2 separate regions of the Homo sapiens genome follow, and region 1 is linked to region 2. A link is an interaction called in ENCODE POLR2A ChIA-PET data of the cell type or tissue named here. Cell type or tissue: GM12878. All regions are shown on one strand. Region 1 overlaps RETSAT (retinol saturase). Region 2 overlaps KCMF1 (potassium channel modulatory factor 1).

Region 1 (2,500 bases), 340 kb after region 2:
CGGGGAGCAGCCAGATAGAACTGGTTGGTGAGTGGGGATCCTGCAGTCACACTCTCCACCTGAGGGCAGAAAGGGTGGGGCAGGCATGTGAGATCCTGGCTCCCCTCCCTCTTCCACTCTTTCCCATTCACTGACTGCAGGGATGGGTGCCCTGTCCTTCCCTGGGGCTCATGTCTTGGGGCCTGATTCCCCTGTCTCAAGGAAAGGGCAGAAACAGCACCGTGAGGTTCGTCACCACCCCAAATACTTTACCCCCTACCTTCCCCTCCAGCTGTGGGAACAGTTTCAGGACCACTGACATAGAGGCTTCCACAAAGGAGTTTTTGAAGGTCTCATAGTCACTGCCCCGCTTTCCCTTCAGCTCCGCCTGCCACTCCTCAAACCACTCGTAGGCAGTGGGTATGAGCATGATCATGGTGGACCGGCCTGGGGATCAGAGCTGATATTACTACTGCCCGGCCTCTCCCTCCACCCCCTCACCCGGGACGTGCAGCCCCACCTGGGAATCGGTCCTCCCAGGTCGGATCTTTGGCTGATGGGAAAGCGAAGAAGAGAAGAGGGATGTGTTCCGCAGCCTCTTCCCTGGGCATGGAGACGTAGCGCTCCATCCTGCATGTGACAAGAGTGTGGTGGGATCTCCAGGTTTTTGTCCTCAAAACCCCAGAACCACTGCAAGGACTGCTTATCCCTAGGGACTCCCCACAGGGGTGAAGCTGAGCCACAGCCTTGGCGTGACAAACTTCCAGGAGCAAATTAGAAATTGCCTACTTCCTCCCATTCCATAACCTCTGCTCATTCTCTGAGTCAAGCAGGGAGGCACGGGCCACACACATACACACACACGTGCACCTTACGCCTGGTCCATGTCCGTGTCATAGTAAACATAGTAGTTGGTGGACGGCAGATGCAGGTCTTCCTTGGTGCCTCGCAGGCAGATGAAAACAGAGGTCATGCCTAAGCCGGGCCGCACCGTCCCCAGTTGCTGCTTCACACCTGCCAGGGGGAGTGGTTGGTGCCTGTGTGGACCATGGCCGGAGACGGCCACTCCTTGCTCCCAGGAGAGCCTTGGGGTGCCAGCTCTGGCACCTGCCTGAGGCATGCCGGGCCCCTGGCCACTCTGCTTCCTTCATTTAACTAAATATTTTTGAGGCCTTCAGATCGTGTTCAGGAGGAAAATTCATAGACAAGGGAAAATTGTAACCAGACAGTGAGAGGGGGGCGGGAGGGACAGATGACTGTAGCAGGGCTGCCTGGCCAGGACAGTGTCAGTTCCCAGAGGTCCTGGGACAGGGGAGAAGGGAGGTCAGGGTCACAGAGAGAAAGGTAGGAAGTAGCAAAGGCAGAGTCTGCCTGTGCACCAAGCCCGACCTCCCTGCTCTGCCCCTGGGCCATCTCTGCCTCACCCCTTCAGCTCCTGAGAGTCTGAGAGAGGGGAGGCCGAGCAGGCTGCAGGCTCAGCCACGCAGGGTGAAGGAAGGAGAGGCTGGCGCTGGTGAAATCACCCTATGCCCTGGAGACAATCACAACTGCCTTACCACCCAGTCCCCATGCGGAAAGCCAGGACCTCGCTTTACCCCCCAGCCCGCTCTGCTGTCCCCTTCCCCGGCTCCTCAGGGAGCAGCTCCCGGGCCCACCCTCTGGGGTCAGGGCTCCTTCCCCTGCTCTCTAGCTCCTGCACCAGTCAAGGTTTCCGCCATACCATATCCGGAGCTACTCCATGCTCTCCAGCTCCCGCCCCATCCTGAGTCCTTCATCTGGGCCCCTCTCTCTCACCCCTGCTGGGTTACTGGTCCCCTCTTCCCAGCGGCCTCCCTTCCTCAGATCCAGTTACATGAAGGTGGCGGGACCTCTTAGCTGCGTTGGCTCGGCGGCTCTGCTCCCTGTGGGCTGCCTGCTCTCCTGCTTCTCTTCCTGAGGCCTCTTCTCTGGAAGCCCCCTCAGCCCAGAAGGGTGGGAGGAGCGGAGCTTTCAAATCAGACCAGCTACTCTGCTCAGCCCTGCCCCTTTCAGCTGAGTGGCCTCAGGACTGTAATTAATCTGTATGGGCCTCAGTTTCCCCAACATTAAATGCTAGGGTTAGGATGATGTTAGAGGTAGCGTTCTCACCTTGTTGCTTAAGGACAATCAGAGGGCCGGCCAAGAAGAGGAGAAGCATGACCCACACGGAGCAGGTTGGCTCCAGAAGGGGACACATTGGGGAACCTGCAAGAGGGGCAGTGCAGACCCGCCTTTTACCTGGCAGGCAGCGGGCGTTCCCCGGCAGTAGGTGTTCATAGGTGTTGAACAGTCCTGCGTTGGAGACCACGATGGGGCAATAGATGTTCACCAGCTCATGCCCCTTCTTCACACTGACACCTGCAGGCACAAGAGCTTGGCTGAGGGTCTGTGAGCTCTGGGATGAAGAGAAAGGCCCACGGCCCCCATGGATCTCTCTCTGCCTGTGCCCATTTCTCAGACCTTGGAGTCCAGCTACCTAGACTCAGGCAGGGCAGGCCCCTGG
Region 2 (2,500 bases):
CATCACATATTATATTATATATGATATATATTATATATCATATATAATATATAATATGATATATAATATATATAATATATAATATGATATATATATCATATATAATATATAATATGATATATAATATATAATATATATTATATATCATATGATATATTATATATGATATATATTATATATCATATTATATATTATGTGATATATATGATATATACATCATATATCTGAGATATATGTTACATGATATATATCTCATATATCTTATATATATTTAGCAGCATTTCAGCACTACACTTGGGAGCCATTTAAATAGCGAAACTACCAAGAAACAGCACAAAAAGGTGAAAACATGGGACTAAATAGACCATGAAAACGACACTTGTTTACAAAATGAGAGCTGAAAGAAGGAGGCAGAGCATTGCTTTGTTGGACCTGAGCTGGAAACATGCGTATCAAGCCACTCAACTTTCATGCTGCTCTGTGCCTGTTTTCAGTCGCTCACTGGAAAGACTGAAAGCACTGCAAGTATTGACATGTACTCTTTTTTTTTTTTTTTTGGAGACAGGGTCTTGCTTTGTCTACCAGGCTGGAGTGCAGTGGCTCAATCTCACCTCACTGCAACCTCTGCCTCCCGGGCTCAGGCAGTCCTCCCCCGCTCAGTCTCTCAAATAGCTGGCAGTTTTTTTGTAGATAGGAGGTCTTACTATATCGCCCTGGTTGGTCTCAAACTCTTGGGCTCTAGCAGTCTTCCCACCTTGGCCTCCCAAAGTACTGAGATTATAAGTGTGAGCCACCATGCCCAGCCTTGATGCGTACTTTTGTATGTATATGTTATGGTTTGGCTCTGTATCCCCACCCAAATCCCATCTCAAATTGTAATCCTCATATGTCAGTGGGAGGTGATTGAATCATGGGGGCAGACTTCCCCCTTGCTGTTCTTGAGATAGTAAGTTCTCATGAGATCTGGTTGTTTGAAAGTGTGTGGCACTTCCCCTTTCGTGCTGTCTCTCTCCTGCTCCACCATTGTGAAGTAGGTGTCTGCTTCCCCTTCACCTTCTGCCATGATTGTAAGTTTCCTGAGGCCTCCCAGTCATGCATCCTGTTAAACCTGCAGAACTGTGAGTCAGTCAAACCTCTCTTCTTCATAAATTACCCAGTCTCAGGTAGTTCTTTATACTAGTGTGAAAATGGACTAATACAGGAAATTGGTGCCAAGAAAGTGGGACATTGCTGTACAGATGCCCTTTCAGTGAGGTCGTGCTGTACAGGGGCTCTTTCAGCCTGGCAATTCCTATTCTCTGTTCTGGAAAGTTTTCTTGAATTACTCTGTTGGTTATTTCCTCCCTTCCATTTTTCTTACTTTGAGGATATTGAAGCTTCTAGAGTAGGGTTCCAGTTTTCTTCCATGTTCTGATTTCTGTCTCTTTCTCTCTTCCCCCCTCTTCTTTCTTTTTTCTGTTTCTGGAAATGATATACTTACTTAATCCCTCTGTTTTCAATAAAATATGCACTTTATTCCGTTTTCAACGATGCCTTGAGTTCCTGGGGGTCAGAGACCCTCTTTAATGAATAAACTTCTACTTTCCACTTGAAGTGCAGCATAATGTTGAAGAAGCAACTTAGAAATTTAACTGCTTCTTAAAGACCTTTTATCCATCTTCTATCCTTCAGCAGTTCTTCACCCTAACTAGGGTTCCAGCAATGTTGCTGCCAGTCCCAGACATTTTGTTGAATTTGCTTTGTAAATTGGATTCTTAGCTTTCCCCTTTGCCCATACTGGGATTCAGTTCTTTCCAGTCTCCTAATTCAGTTACCTAATTCTGCTTTTCACATCCAGAATTGTATTCCTGTTGTTTCTTTTTATTCTCTTCATCCTTTTGAAATTGTCTTTTATTTCAATTTCAATACAAAATTTTAAGAGTTTCAGAAAGCAACAAAATGAGATCTTACCTTAAGACTGCTCTTGGCCGGGCGTGGTGGCTCACCCCTGTAATCCCAGCACTTTGGGAGGCTGAGGTGGGATCAGTTTAGGCCAGGAGTTCAAGACCAGCCTGGGCAACGTAGTGAAACCCCGTCTCTGCTAAAAACACAAAAATTAGCTGGGTGTAGTGGTGCACACCTGTAACCCTAGCTACTTGGGTGGCTGAGGCATGAGAATTGCTTGAACCAGGGCATCAGAGGCTGCAGTTAGCCTAGATTGCCTCACTGTACTCCAGCCTGGGTGACCAAATTGAGACTGTCTTCAATAAAAAAGACTGTTCTAGACCTTATTTTCACAAAATTATGGCTCAGTCTCTCAAATGTCATTGTCCGGTGCACCACTATCCAGTGCAGTAGCCACCAGCCACATGAGCACTTGAAATGTGGCCAGTGCAATTGAGGAACTGAATTTTTAGTTTAATTTTAGCAGATTACATTTAAATAGTGACATGTGCCTAGTGGCTACCATATTGGACAGCATACTTCTAGTACCAGTGAAGTAAGGAGCTGGAATGTAATT

Evidence for each region. ChIA-PET counts read pairs that join two places held together with the same protein. Peaks named below come from ENCODE experiments on the same cell type or tissue, not always from the same donor. Only the 100,000 strongest peaks of a DNase experiment are listed, where the experiment ranks them.
Region 1: POLR2A ChIA-PET joins it to region 2 with 6 read pairs; 4 of 35 experiments call an interaction of 5 or more read pairs at or near these places.

What each region holds. Positions count from the first base shown.
Region 1 is chr2:85,343,740-85,346,239 of GRCh38, forward strand. RETSAT (retinol saturase) reads right to left here. Exons shown (of 11, transcript NM_017750.4): 6 at 2,236-2,355; 7 at 855-993; 8 at 500-609; 9 at 260-426; 10 at 1-59. Among named protein-coding and RNA genes, the nearest start is that of RETSAT, 9.5 kb to the right of the region's middle. In GM12878, no CTCF peak of the experiment used is centred here; no DNase peak of the experiment used is centred here.
Region 2 is chr2:85,008,225-85,010,724 of GRCh38, forward strand. The region is part of intron 1 of KCMF1 (potassium channel modulatory factor 1); the gene reads left to right. Among named protein-coding and RNA genes, the nearest start is that of KCMF1, 38 kb to the left of the region's middle. RefSeq lists an enhancer at 1,001-1,050. In GM12878, no CTCF peak of the experiment used is centred here; DNase peaks (open chromatin) are centred at 1,028 and 1,188; H3K27ac peaks cover 293 bases.